2 separate regions of the Homo sapiens genome follow, and region 1 is linked to region 2. The links are chromatin loops, found by intact Hi-C in ENCODE. Cell type or tissue: natural killer cell. All regions are shown on one strand. Links, peaks and the distances in the headings refer to the core of each region. The heading gives the core; the rest is flanking DNA.

What was found. A loop is a pair of places that touch in the nucleus more often than their neighbours do. Peaks named below come from ENCODE experiments on the same cell type or tissue, not always from the same donor. Only the 100,000 strongest peaks of a DNase experiment are listed, where the experiment ranks them.
Region 1: a loop joins it to region 2, with 15 times the contacts of the local background. A loop is called at or near these places in 10 of 110 quality-filtered maps.

The regions. Positions count from the first base shown.
Region 1 is chr18:23,068,481-23,076,053 of GRCh38, forward strand. No RefSeq gene overlaps it. Among named protein-coding and RNA genes, the nearest start is that of CABLES1, 63 kb to the right of the region's middle. In natural killer cell, for the core only: no CTCF peak of the experiment used is centred there; DNase peaks (open chromatin) are centred at 1,201 and 3,031; H3K27ac peaks cover 1,560 bases.
Region 2 is chr18:23,227,744-23,235,316 of GRCh38, forward strand. CABLES1 (Cdk5 and Abl enzyme substrate 1) reads left to right here. Exons shown (of 10, transcript NM_001100619.3): 5 at 6,865-6,961. Among named protein-coding and RNA genes, the nearest start is that of CABLES1, 96 kb to the left of the region's middle. RefSeq lists enhancers at 3,998-4,157, 4,278-4,327. In natural killer cell, for the core only: no CTCF peak of the experiment used is centred there; DNase peaks (open chromatin) are centred at 3,748, 4,168 and 4,848; H3K27ac peaks cover 1,934 bases.

The DNA.
Region 1 (7,573 bases), core at 939-5,938, 160 kb before region 2:
AACGACTGCCAGCCACTATTCTGCAGGTCACAAGATTTGCAACTTCCCCAATTACTCCTGCAGGTAACATCACTATTTTAAAACTTAAAATTGGCCTTTTGAAATGTCTTTTCAGGACCAGTGGCTCCACCCAGACCCACCAAGGGGTCCTGTGGCCCCACCTAGAATAAGATTCCCTGGCCTGTCAAACTATCCTTGAAAAACCTTGGCCTCCAAATCTTCAGGGAGATTGATTTGAATAATAACTTCATCTCCCACGTGGTGTGGCCGGCCTCATGTCAATTAAACTCTGTCTTTATTGCAACGCCATGGTCTCCGTGAATTGGTTTTGTCTGCAGTGGGCAGGAAGAACCCATGGGGTGGTTGCGCCCTGACCCATGCCCTGCCTTCCTTTAACCATAGCGTTTATCATATCTAACATGCTTTTCCATGTGCTTGTCTTCCTTCACAACATAAATCAAAAAGTGACAGGCAAATCTCAATTGATTTTGAAGTTTATTTTGCCAAGGTTGAGGATACGCCCAGGAAAAAGAAATACAAGTCACAGGAGAATCTGTGTCCCATGCTTTTTCCAGAGGGTTTTGAGGACTTCAGTATCTAAAGGGGAAAGAGGAAGCAGGAGGGAAAGGAGGGGGTGGGGGGGAAGAGGGTAAAAAAGGAGAAGGGGGGGAAAAAGAGGTTGGGCAATGAGGCAAGTGGTCACATTCTTGTGAGGCTCTGCCTAGCTCTCAGTGAATCTACACTTTACATGTGAAGAGAGTTGGGGGTAAATGGCAATTATGCATTCCTCTCTTGCTCAGTAGCTCTACATTTTACATAAGGTAAAGGAAACGTGAAATTATAGCGAGTGGCCCGGCACGGTGGCTCACGCCTGTAATCCCAGCACCTTGGGAGGCCAAGGCGGGCAGATCACCTGAGGTCAGGAGTTCGAGACCAGCCTGTCCTACATGTTGAAACCCTGTCTCTACTAAAAATACAAAAGTTAGCCGGGTGTGGTGGCAGGCACCTGTAGTCCCAGCTACTCGACAGGCTAAGACAGGAGAATTGCTTGAACCCGGGAGGCAGAGGTTGCAGTGAGCTAGGATTGTGCCACTGTACTCCAGCCTGGGTGATGGAGCAAGACTCTGTCTCAGAAAAAAAAAAAAAAAAAAAAGCCAAGCTGTGCTCTGACCACCTTAAGCACGTGTCTTCAGAACTTCCTGAGGCTGCGTCATGGGCCCGCGTCTTCAACCTTGGATCCTCAACCCTGCAAAATAAACTTTCTAAATTAACTGAGACCTGTCTCAGATGTTCGGGGTTCACACGATGATAGCTTACTTTAGTTCTCACTCTATCTGACCTCTCCAGGGTAGTCGGCTCTCTGGGTCTCACCCTGCTTCCGGTAACTTGCCAGTCCACAGGGACACTTCATTCTCTGGTTTTTCTTTCCTCTTCTTAGACTGTCTTTTCTCTAACCCTTTCATTGACTCCTCCTCTACCTGCTCCTTAAATGACTGTATTTGCCAAGGTACAGTATTTTCTCCACTGTAAGCTCATCAGTTCCTATTTCTTGAACTATCATAAGCCAGTGGGTCGACTTCTCTCCCAGCCCCCAGCCCTGTGTTTTCTGTGGCCCACTGACTGGATGTTTTTGTATTGCTGTCACCTAGCACCTCAAACTTAACCTATCAAAGCCTCATTTTGTTATGCCCCTGGCCAAAGTTGTCCTCCTGAGTAGGGAGGAACTTGGCCTCTGTCCCCACTAAGGAGACAGAGTAGGGACAGGACTCAGCCCCCACCTCTAACACACTTTTTTCTATACCCTCCTATTACCAGATCTTATATCACCTCCTATCATTGGTGCCATCCCCACTGACTGCAAAACCTTGAAGGAACGAAGATAAACAGCATCCCACAGTCAATCTTACTCACGGGAGTTAACCCTATCGACCGCATGTGCACAAGACCAGACGAATGACCAACCTTTACCCCTTGCCTCATCATAATACTAAAATCCCCACCCGGGAAGGGACTTTGCTGCCATTTTGTGATCCTGCGGTGCGGGTACTAACCTGCTTGCTCACTGCACCTGTGCGCCCTGCGCTCCACTCTGCACATGTCACGACACTCACATAGCTCATGTAGATGCCTGTCAACCTTCCTAGAAACACCAGACATACCCTGGGGAGCCAGCCAGAGAACTCTCCCTCCAGTGCTGTATCCCTTGTGTTCAAATATAAACCTGGAATAAAGTCTTGTCTGGGGAACTTGCTTGGCCTTGTGTCAACTTCTGTTGCATGGGGGCCCAAGAACCTGCGGTCGGTGACACTCCTCCTGTGTTCTTGCCTCCGTTAAATGGTTCCCACAGCTCAGTCTCCCAAGGAGAATCATGCGTATGACCCTTGATGCCTCCCCTCCCTGAGTTTTCACATCCCACCAGTCACGAAATCCTGGTGATGCCACCTCAACCATTGCACTTCAGTTGTCCCTTCCACCACCTACCATAGAGGAGACCCTGGAGTCCACAGATGAATTAGGAAGACAGCCTCCTGACTGCTTTTCCTCCACAAATCTATCCCCACACCACAGCATTCTCAAAACATATGTACTGCCAAAGTGAGCTTCCTTTTTTTTTTTTTTTTTTTTGAGACAGAGTCTTGCTCTTTTGCCCAGGCTGGAGTGCAGTGGCACAATGTTGGCTCACTGCAACCTCTACCTCCCAGGTTCAAGCAGTTCTCCTGCCTCAGCCCCCAACAGCTGGGATTACAGGTGCCCCCCACCGCACCCGGCTAATTTTTGTATTTTTAGTAGAGACAGGGTTTCATCATGTTGGTCAGGCTGGTCTGGAACTCCTGACCTCAGGTGATCCACCGGCCTCGCCCACCCAAAATGCTGGGATTACAGGCATAAGCCACCTCTCCTGGCCCAGAGTGAGCTTCTTACATATCAATTCCACCTCCATCCAGTCTCTCTGGCTCCCTGCCTCTGGGCACATTGCAGGCTCTGAAGCTGCACACAAGACCCCTCCCAGTCAGCCCACATCCTCCCCAGGCACCGTTTGCTACACACACACGTGGTTTCTCACCACTTCCTGGATGTCTTGTAGTCTTTCATGACTCTGGGCCTTTACATATGTGGTTGTCTTTATTTTGCCCTTCCTCTCACCCCTTGAACTCTTCTCTAGGTGGGAAATCACATTGTCTAGTGGGATTTCGCCAGTCCTCTGGCAGACAGAGTCATTACCTCCCCTACCACCATTCCTGGCTTTCTGCATGCACCTGCAAAAATGAGCCTTAACCATTTTTAGACATTTCTCCCCAGTTATGTGTGAATTCCCCAAGAGCAGGGGCCATGCTTTATTTACCTGTGTATTCTTAATAATTGATACAGTGACTAGCAAAAGAAGTGCCTTGAACGTGAATGTCCAAGTCACCTGGGTTTTTTGGCCTAAAGCAGGCATCACTGCTGTAGAGGTTAAAGGAGCAAAAGAGACGGGACAGGAGCACAGAGGGAGGGGCAATGGTGTGTCTTCTTGGCTAGGAAGGAAAAGCAAACATATTGAATACCTACTTTATATACCAGCTGAGGATCAGCTATCTGTCCACTACTTTACATATGAAACATAACCTCATATGAAACCCATCCTGGCCTGACACTGATCATATTCGCGGAAGGGAGAGGGGGTGGTTGGATGGTGGTAGCAGCTGGAAGAGAGGAGACGACAGCGGCTGGGATGAAGGCAGCGTGTGGTGAAATTACCAGCACCCTGGTCGTGCTCTGCTGAAGCAACCGTCACCAAGCCAAAGCCCCGTCTCAGTCTGGGCAGGACACACGAATATGCCCTTCCTGGCCAAAATCTCCTGGAAAGTATGTCATAAGGGAAGCAGCATGGGCTTCAGAGCCATGGAGACTGGGGTTCAAATCCCCCCTCAGCCATTGCTAGCTATGTGACCTCAAGCAAGTTACTTAGCCTTTCTGATCTTCAGACTCCTCTCTTGAAAAGGAAAGAAAAATACTTATTTCACAGGATTCATTCCCGGAGAAGATATTTTTTCAGTCCTCATTTGTGCCACCTTCATCTAGTCAATGGGAATATAGTAGCTTCAAATATAATAGGTACTTTGGGGAGGCCAAGGCAGGCGGATCTCTTGAGGCCAGGAGTTTGAGACCAACTTGGGCAACATGGCAAGACTCTGTCTCTATGGAAATTTTTAAAAATTAAAAATTAGACAGGCATAATGGCACATGCCTGTAGTCCTAGCTACTCAGGAGGCCAAGGCAGGAGGATCATTTGAGTTCAGGAGTTCAATCCTGCAGTGAGCTATGATCAGACCACTGCACTCCATCCTGGGAAACAGGGCGAGATCCTGACTCAAAATATACTATACACAGACACAACACACGCACACACACACACACACATACACACACGTAAAGTAGGTACCTAATAAATATTAGTTTCCTTCCTTTCTGCTATTTATACTCTGGGCAAAACACAGAATCCTTAGAGAAGTCCTCTACACTTTTTTTTTCCTCCAATGTACATTATTTTATCCTCCAAGTAAGATTATCTAATAATAATACTAAGACCTAGCCAGATGCAGTGGTTCACGCCTGTAATTCCAGCACTTTCGGGGGCTGAGGTGGGAGGATGGCTTGAGCTCAGGTGTTTGAGACCAGCCTGGGCAACATGCTGAAACCTTGCCTCTACAAAAATAGAAAACTGAGCCGGGTGAGGTGGTGCACACCTGTAGACCCAGCTACTGAGGGAGACGGGTTGGGGGCTGAGGTGGGAGGATCACTTGAACCCAGGAAGCGGAGGTTGCAGTGAGCTGAGATCGTACCACTGCACTCCAGCCTGGGCAACAGAGCAAAATTCTGTCTCAGAAAAAAAAAAAAACCCTAAGACCTAACATTTCCCAGGTACTTACCATGTGCTAGGAACTATTCAGTACGTATATATTTGTATATTTAATAATTTAATGCTCACAACTCAGTGAGGCTGGGTTTCCCAAATAAGGAAATGAAGGTGCAGAGAAGTGAAGAAATATGTCAAGGTCACACAGCCAGTAGATGAGGGAGCTAGGATTTGAACCTGGGCACCCTGGCTTGAGTCCACACTCTGAACCAATAGAAACCAGTACATCAGAGATCACATAGTTCAGCCCCTGTGGATGATACATTTGCTGAGCTACCTCTCTTTCCCAACCTTTCTTTTTGTTTTCTTATCTCCTCTCATCTCTTCTTTTCTTCTCAGTTGAGGAAACTGAAAGCCACGTTGGACAATGTTAGGTGACATGCTCAGAATGACATAGCTACTTCTGGCATTTATTCTGACTCCTATCCCAGGCCTTTTCCATGGCAGCATGGACCAATATGAAGGCAAATGGCTAAAATTAATTTTTTTAAGTAAATATTTTATATTATCTTATCCTCCTAGTTGTAATAATCATTTGAAGGTATCAGATCTGATAACAAAATATTTACATTAGATACCATAGTGTTTCTTTTTGTTTAATTAATACCAATTTGAAATGTGTTCTTTGTTTTTGCTAGTGTTGTTTGAATTTCTGCCCCCATAAATATTTGTGCCGTTGTCTTAGTTTCAATTAGCATTTGGTGTTTTCCTTGGACTGGTTTTTGTGATGGGATGGGGGTGGAGTATTCACAGCCTGATATGCCTTCTGTGAAACTCTGCATCCCGAAACCACATAGCGCAGTGCAGGAGACGACATCGATGTACAGTCAAAACAAGACTGGGAGTGCCCTGTGAGCCAGGCAGTGCTGCGTCTCAGCTGCAGAGTGACCCTGAAGCTCAGGACACCCGGAGGCAGTCATCACACGGAGGAACACTGAAAAAACAAGCCCTCCCCTGAACCTTCCAGAACTTTGCTCTGAACTGACACAAGGTGACCACCATCCAGAACCTAATTCCAGGGAAGAACACTTTTATGAGAGTCAACAGGTGTCATTGAGAAATCTGGATATAAGTTCATAGAGGGTGGTGGAGGAGAGAAATAAGACATTGTAAACCAAAGGCCCTTGCAGATAGAAGGATTTCCAAGTGCTCCTATATGTCAATGAACTCCTTTGAGTTTTTATTTCCCCATCTGTAAAATGGGACTACTAATACTCATCCTGATGATCACCAGGGACCAAATGAGGAAGTTATGTAAATGAGATCAGTTTAAAAACTATAAAGTGCTCTGGGAATACGACTGCTATTCTGTAATACATGTATGTATGTACTGTATGTATGAAGTGGAGTTTCAGCAGCATGACATGGACAACAGTGATTTCCACTAAAACACATGAGAAAGAATATACAATTCATGATAAATTTCAAGTGACTGTTGCATTTATTTTTATTATTTTTGGTTTTTAAAGACAGGGTCTCTCTGTTGCCCAGGCTGGAGTGTGGTGGCTATTCACAGGTGGGTCATGGTTGTAGCACACTACAGCATCAAACTTCTAGGCTCAAGTGATGCCCCACCTCAGCCTCCATAGCTGGGACTACAGGCAAACTCTATCACACCGAGCTAGTTATTGCATTTTTTTTTTTTTTTTGAGACAGAGTCTCACTCTGTTGCCAGGCTGGAGTGCAGTGGCGCAATCTCAGCTCACTGCAACCTCTGCCTCCTGGGTTCAAGCGATTCTCGTGCCTCAGCCTCCCAAGTAGCTGGGATTACAGGCGTGCGCCACCACATCCAGCTAGTTTTTGTATTTTTAGTACAGATGGGGTTTCACCATGTTGCCCAGGCTGGTCTCAATCTCCTGATCTCGTGATCTGCCCGCCTTTGCCTCCCAAAGTGCTGGGATTATAGGCATGAGCTACCGCTCCTGGCCGCTACTGCATTTTTAAACCTGGGTCAAGCAAGACAGCTTTGCAAACATAACAAAATAACAACAATACAGTCCCGTAGTGTTAGATAGGGATTTTGCACGGGCACTGAGCCTTCCAGACAAACTCAAGGCTGGTGAGGCAGGTGATACCTACAGCCTGGAGGAGCCAACTCCTCTACGCATGCTACACACACAGGGGTGCCGTTTCTGGGCTGCAGCTCCAGGCTGGGGAGAGTTCCTCGCATGGATAAATGTTAGAGACAGTGTCTTACAAAAATGAAAAACGAAGTCAAGTTTTCTTCGCAGCTTCTATACATGTACCCAATGAAAATCAGAAAACCACAATTCTAATTCTTAGGCCGGGCGCGCTGGCTCATGCCTGTAATCTCAGCACTTTGGGAGGCCAAGGCAGGTGGATCACCTGAGGTCAGGAGTTCGAGACCAGCCTGACCAACATGGAGAAACCCCTGTCTCTACTAAAAATACAAAATGGGCCAGGCGCAGTGGCTCACGCCTGTAATCCCAGCACTTTGGGAGGCCAAGACAGGTGGATCACGAGGTCAGGAGATTGAGACCATCCTGGCTAACATGGTGAAACCCCATCTCTACAAAAACTACAAAAATTAGATGGGCGTGGTGGTGGGTGCCTGTAGTCCCAGCTACTCGGGAGGCTGAGGCAGGAGAATGGCGTGAACCCAGGAGGCAGAGCTTGCAGTGAGCCAAGATCACACCACTGCACTCCAGGCTGGGT
Region 2 (7,573 bases), core at 1,385-6,384:
AAAATTTAGCTCACAAGTGGTATTTCCTTTCGTAATCCAGCTTTCAGGCTTTGCTTTAGGTGCAGGAAATCTCTCACTCCTTATTCTCTTTGAAGGGTCTGGAAATCCTGTTAATATTTAATTGGCTTTTAAATTATTGACACATCAAAGTGTTCAACCTATTGTTGTCCTTTGAAGAGCTAGCGCCTAGTGGAGCTCCTGGCAGGTGTTCCAAGTTCTTGGGCTTAGAGCACCATTAGAGAAAGGATGGTGGAGAGAAGTCAGGACCACTCCATTTTGGAAGCAGAAAGCCTTGGAACCTAGTTAATTGGATCACACTTTTTCCATCTAGTTTCCAGGTGTTAGATATTTAAGTCTTGTCTTTTTTTAAGAGAGTAATATTAATTAGTTCATTGATCATGCTCCCTGAGGAAAGGGCCATAGCTTGAACTTCTTGTTATCTAATAGGGAATCTTGTTTTCCTGTCAGAATCTGTTTCATGCATTATGGCTCAGTGAGCAGCTGGCTGGGCCTCTGCCAGGGAGCCACAGAAGAGGAAACTAAAAATCATTTTGCCTTTTACAAAAGATGAAGTCCAGAGTCGGCCGTTTTATGATTAATAATGACCTAGGTATTCCCCTTTGGCCCCAAGATAGCTAGATTAGCCACCTGCTTTGATCAGGTGACTCCACAGCTGTGCATGTGTGCTTTGTGCTGAAGAAGCCAAAACTAAGACAGGGGTCCAGGGGTTTCTAACAGTGAAATTACAGGCATTCAAGGAGAGCTACATTAAATTAATTTTGGTGCCATCCTATGAAGGATGAGTTTACACTCCCAAAATGAACCAGCCTGTTTTTCTGCTCATTGCTTAACGGTATAACTGCTGCTTGGCTGTCTCCCCAAATGTGCTTTTACCTCCTGTTTTAATCCCCACCCCCATCTTCTGAGTCCCTCCCTTTTACCCCCTCCAGTCACTCCCACTCCCCCACCCCCGTGGGCCAGTTTTAAATGTCAGCCTTTGTTTAAAAAAAAAAAAAAAAAAAGTATATATCTTTGTGCTGGATTTTCAGTGTGCTTGTTGCCTACAGCCTCTGCAGAAGTTCACAAACTTGCACAGAATGTGAAAGCAGCTCCTCTAGGTACATGTGGCTAAGCTGCAGCGCTACCCAGGACTGTAGAGAGAAGGAATGACAACCTTGCATCGTCCACAGTTCCTTGCCAGTAGTTCAGTTAGGGTGTCTGTAGAAATGAGATCACTTCCTATAACCTGACTAACCGTGTTCACCTCTGAGTAAAAGCTGCAACATTTTAACCTAATATACACAACTTTAGACAATATTCATGTGTAGTATTTGAACTTGCCTCTATGCCATTTTTAAAAGGAAGTGGAATATAAGTAAATTAGTAGGGCCAGGCACGGTGGCTCACGGCTGCAACCCCAGCACTTTAGGAGGCTGAGGAGGGCGGATCAACTGAGTTCAGGGGTTCAAGACCACCTGGCCAACGTGGTGAAACCCCATCTCTACTAAAAATACAAAAATTACCCGGGTGTGGTGGCAGGCGCCTGTAATCCCAGCTACTCGGGAGGCTGAGGCAGGAGAATCGCTTGAACCTGGGAGGCAGAGGTTGCAGTGAGCCGAGATCGCACCACTGCACTCCAGCCTAGGCAACAAGAGTAAAACTCCATCTCAAAAATTATTAAAAAATAAATTAGTATTTGAACACTAGATGTGTCTGGGAAAAATCTGGCTCTTTCAAAGAAAGTGAAAACTTCAACTTCAGTTTGCTTTTAATTACTTTCAGCTGCAGTTCGACATTCTCTAGCTCTATTTCCTGGTGCTGGAGAGTTAGTGCTGGCATTTCAGCCAAACAGATATTTCTATTTTTAATATACCATTTTAATGAGAATTCAGAACAATGATCTTAGAAAATACCAAGATTTCATCACACTCCACTGGGACTTCTGCTTCATTCTTTCTCACTGGAGTTTTTAAAAGATTCTTTTGGAGCGAATCTCCACCATTCAGAGTTCCTTTCTGCATGCAACTCCAACGTTCTAGGCTTCCAAAAGAGAGGGACAGCAAAGACCATGGGTCTTGCCTGCTTTTCACTCACACATAAAGACTGAGCAGTTGCCTGAGCTGTTAAGCTATGTGGCACAATGTGAAACTGCTGTTTATGGGGGTCAAGTACGACCAAAGAACAGCAATTTCATGTTTCATGTTAATATCAGAAAGATTCCAGCAACATTGATCAGAGCCCTTACCTAAGAAGAATGAACCCGGAAAAGTTTGTCAGCCTCTTTGTGAAAGATGTATTTTTTAGATCCCAAGAGTCTTAACATATACAAATTAAAAAGCTATGAGAAGGGCCAGGCGCGGTGGCTCACACCTGTAATCCCAGCACTTTGGGAGGCCAGGCGGGCGGATCACAAGGTCAGGAGATCGAGACCATCCTGGCTAATATGGTGAAACCCTGTCTCTACTAAAAATACAAAAAATTAGCCGGGCATGGCGGCAGGCGCCTGTAGTCCCAGCTACTCGGGAGGCTGAGGCAGGAGAATGGCATGAACCCAGGAGGCGGAGCTTGCAGTGAGCTGAGATCGCACCACTGCACTCCAGCCTGGGTGACAGAGCAAGACTCCATCTCAAAACAAAAACAAAAAAAACCTATAAGAAACTGACATTGTTAGAAATGAGATCTGTTTTGTTTTCTGTGGACGGCTGACTATGCCCACGCCTGTACGTGTATGCTCTTAATTCCAGGCCAGCAAAATGGTAGCCCTGAAGTTAGTGATAACCTCTCCCTGAATCTGAGGGAGGAAAAGCGTGGAAAAGTTGCCCTCTGCCATCACGAAGCTGTCAGTGTTCTAGAGCTGAGATGATATTTATTACTGTATCAGCGAAGTTTTGAAGTGTGACTAGCTTTGGCGTACAAGAAATACCTCATTTCTTCTTTTTAAATCTACTTAATATGAACTGTAAACCCCCCTTCTACAAGGCTGAGGGGAAATTGAGACTCACTTTTCACTGGGCATTCCTCCCTCCCCATCTCCAGTATTGTGCAAAGAAGGGCCTGGAACCTACTGTAATGCCTAGGATTTGGGGAACACATGCTGGTTGTTGTTCCTTTGGTTGCCCTAGCACTGCCAAAACTGTCACACCCGCCCCGTGACCCCTCCAGGCAAAAAGATCTGCTGCTCTGTGCCAGATGTGAATTACGAATCTTTATCATGGCTGGGAGCCCTGTTCTTGGGGTGCTGATGGTGCAAGGCATGGGTCCCATTTGATCATGGACCCCATGGTCATTTCCCTTCCGACTTAGGAGAATCTTGCACTGCTGCTCCCTCTGCAGTGGCCTGTAATTTAAACATCCCCAGAGGCAATAGGCAGAAAATAGGCCACTCTTGGGAAGAAAACTGGGAGACCAAATCCATGTCACTGAGTATCTATGACTATATTATCTTGCCATAGGAACTTATAAAATAAGGGTAGCAAAAGTCCTGCCAAGGAAGCACTGGGTCTTAGTAGTCACTAGCCACATGTGGCAATTTACATTTAAATTAATTAAAATTAAATAAAAATTCAGTTTCTCAGTCAACTGTTCACATTTCAAGCACTTAGTTGCCACACGTAACCATCGTATGGAACACGGTAGATAAGGACCATCTCCGTCATCACAGGAAGTTCTGTTGCGTGGCACTGGTCTGTAACAAGCCTCACGTGTCTCCAGTAGCAGTTGAGGGTGGCCCCACTATTCTTGCTTATTTTCTTACTCGGCTTAGCCTTAGCAATTTAGAAAGTAGAATGACGTAAGTAGAAAGCCAGGGGGAAGTGGTGACTGCAGTGAGTCACGTTATTTCTCGAGGGACCAGTTCTGTGGGTAGGGTTGGTGGAGCCTTGCCCGTCTTTCTTGTGGTCCCAAGTGTCGCTGAGACGCTTGGACAATCCACTGGAATCCCTGTTTCTAAGAATCCCTGTTTCTTTAAATGGGTTTGGGTTTTATCTCATGGAATAGAATCTTGGACTTTATACGAGCACATGACTATATTTTTTTTTTGTTAGGGCTTCATTTCCTTTGGAGGAAATGCCAAGAAGGGGAGTGTGGAAGAGGCGCGACTGGTTTGGTTCTGTTAACTGTGATGTGTGATGTGCACATTTGGCGGCAGGCAGACAGCTGGCCAGGACAAGGCTGCCCCGGGGAAGCAGTGAGCCTGTGAGCAAATTGAAGACAGATGAAAAGGGGCACAGTGGAAAATCACCCAAGTTTCATGCCATCTGCATGTACCAGTACCGGCGAGACAGCAAAGAGCCACACTAGCTCAGCTCAGTAAATAGTTCGTTACATATCAGACGTTGTATAGACAGGATATGAAAATGGACTGAGACTGCCCCTGCCTGCAGCCAGCTCTCCATCTGAGAACCCTCTCAGTATGGGCTTATTGGAATTCTCCTTATTTCCCTTGGCCTACTCACTCCAAAAAGATATTCCCTACTTCTCTCTTAATTTCAGCCCTAAGTAACATTCTCCATCTGGCAAAATGGAAACAAGGAGAAAATTATTTGGGAGTTGGGAATTTGAAGACCATGCTTGCTGGCTTTGGCTTTGGAAAAGTAGGAAGCCCATGGAACTGAGCTGCTGGTCCTTGAATGAAAAGGAAGACACTGCTGTTTTTGTCCTGCTCTGCATGTGGTCAGTCCCCTCCCTCCCTGCCCACCGCAGGTATTTTTGCTTCATTGCCTTGTTCACGTTTTTGCTTTGTAGGCACTTCCCTATGCCAGTGCCCCTGTGCATTCATCATCTCCATCCTTAATTGCTTTAAGAAGCCTTTTGAGAATCGCCCTGGGGTGCCTGCATAGCAGCTGCAGCAGTAGGGCAGACGGTCTTGTGGGTGTGAACAGAGTTGGTTGTTGGCTTTCTTCTGCATGACTTTGGTGTCGATTCTGAACGGGACTCCAGAGATGTTTTGAGGGTGGCACTACCATGGCCTCCCAGGAAGCCTGCTGTGGAAATGCAGCACTTACTGGGCACAGAAGGTCTTGGGCATTTCTGTTAATTAGACTCCACATTATGGGTAGGATAAGGGAGCCGGCTCATTCATGTAATGCCCAGAGACTAGGATGATGGCTCAACAGAATCAGAGCATCCCTGTTTTTTTTTCTATATTGGAGGATAGCTTTTTTCCCTTCTCTTCTCACCACTCGCTTGGCTCCCTCCTCTCTTCTTACCTGATGACTTTGTCTTTGGCTGGGAGCAATTTGCCCCTGCCTTATATTCGTTCTTGCATAGGTTGTAGGAGATGACCCCTGAATATGGTCCCTCCATCCAGGCCACACAGCAAGTATGCTGTGGGTCTGAGGTGCCTTTGACTAACAGGCACTGGATGTCAGAACATGAAGACCTGGTCATTCCCAAACATGGCTGCAGTTTAGAATCGCCTGGGGAGTGTTTAAAACTCCTGGTGTCCAGGTCACAGCCCATGCCAACTGCCTGGGGGTGGGAGCCAGATAACAGTTTGTCAGAGATCCCCGTACAATTCTGATATGTGGCAAATTTTAAAAATTACCGTAGGGGAAGGGTGTGGTCCTTTGAGGTGTGAGCAGTTACACCTGAGCATAGGTCCATCTTGCATCTCCACGGCAATGTGATGTACTAGAAATGACATTGGATGAACTCTCCAACCTACCGTCCTGGTGACCTTGGCAATCTCCCAAGGGCCTCAGTTTCCTCCTCTGTAAATTGGATCAAAATAGTAGTACCTTTCTCATAGGGTCATCTTAAAGAACCAAAGAAATGATGTGTGAGTCTTTGGAAATAGTAAAGTGCTAAATAAATGCTTGTTTGGCCAGGCATGGTAGCTCACACCTGTAATCCCAGCACTTTAGGAGGCCAAGACGGGAGGATGGCTTGCGCCCAAGAGTTTGAGGCTACAGTGAGCCATGATCACACCACTGTACTCCATCCTGAGCAACAGAGCAAGGCTTCATCCCTGAATGAATGAATGAATGATTACTTGTTATTACTAGAGATTATTCCTCTATTAAAAGATATTCATTTTCTAGGTGGTCTGTCAAGGTAGAAGTGACTACTGTGGCATTAATTCTTTCATCACCAACAATAAACCCAGTAGGTGTTTAGGATAAGAATTCATTTCTCCTAAGAAAGGGGAGCAGCAAGGAGAGGTGGTCTCATGCAGCATTAGAAAGAACCCAGGCTGGCTGCTGTGGCTCACGCCTGTAATCCCAGCACTTTGGGAGGCTGAGATGGGTGGATCACCTGAGGTCAGGAGTTTGAGACCAGCCTGGCCAACATAGTGAAACCCCGTCTGTACTAAAAATACAAAAAATTAGCCGGCCGTGGTGGTGCGCGCCTGTAATCCCAGCTACTCAGGAGGCTGAGGCAGAAGAATCGCTTGAACCTGGGAGGCAGAAGTTGCAGTCAGCCGAGATCGTGCCATTGCATTGCAGCCTGGGCAACAAGAGTGAAACTCCGTCTCAGAACAAAACAAAAAAACAAAGAAAGAAAGAACCCAGCAGCTAGATCCCAGCAAACTGTGGTCCCACGATGCCCAGGGAATGCTCTCTGGCCTCATGTTCATTGGCCGTCTCTAGGAATATAAGGGGCCTCATGGAAGAGGGAGGGATGTCTGTAAACCATCAGCTTCATCTTCAGGCTTTCTGTTCAGTTGGATTTCATTTATGTCAAAGTGGTTGCAACAAGGCATCACTGGCAAGCGCCCGAAGAGGGACAACGGGCTGTCCCATCACCAGGGCTCACCTGGTCATTTTCATCGGTGTGACTGTGTTGTCTCATGGAGTAAGCATCCTCATGGCTCTTTGAGGTGCACACAAAAGCATTTTTTTTTCCTCTGACTTGTCCTCCCAGGGACTTGAAGTTGGACGGAGGAAGACAATCAACTGGTGCAGTGAGTTTGAAAGAGATCATTGGTCTGGAAGGTGTGGAGCTGGGTGCTGATGGGAAGGTAAGGCTGCCAGGCTGCCAGTCACCAAGTTGTGCTGAAGGCACAAGGGTCAGGAAGCAGAGGAGGGGGGCAGCCCACAAGCCTCTCTTGAGGTGGAGGACTCGAGGTCTGGGGCAGATTCCCAGGCATGTGATGCCAGCCTGCCCGGCTCCCCTAGTGTGCAGCCGGTGATTGAGTAGCAGCATGGCAGGAGTTCCCACAGCATGTGTATTTCTCTGTCAGTGCTGTTTACAACTGAATGTACAGTTTTGAGTACCTCACACACAGACATGTTCCAGGATGGAATGACGAATGGATTGAACATCTATTAACTAGTGGTGTCAGCAAGCAATATTCAGGCTACTAGAAAGTGTCATAGCTTCCCATGGTCCTGGGAAGCTAAGAGACCCTCAGTCTTACACTGTGACCACAGAGCCCCAGGGCGGTCACATTCCTCTTCCATCCACATGCAACGAGTCGTGGGGTTGAAGTCTCAGGAGTGAAAGGTTGAAAGATGACCCTGCCCTTTGTGCAGGGTCCAGACGGTCCTCATCAACCCTTTCAAAATCTGTGTATGGCAATGACGCAAGTGTTTCTTGGGGAATCTGTCCCGGGGTAGTTTGTTTGCCGATG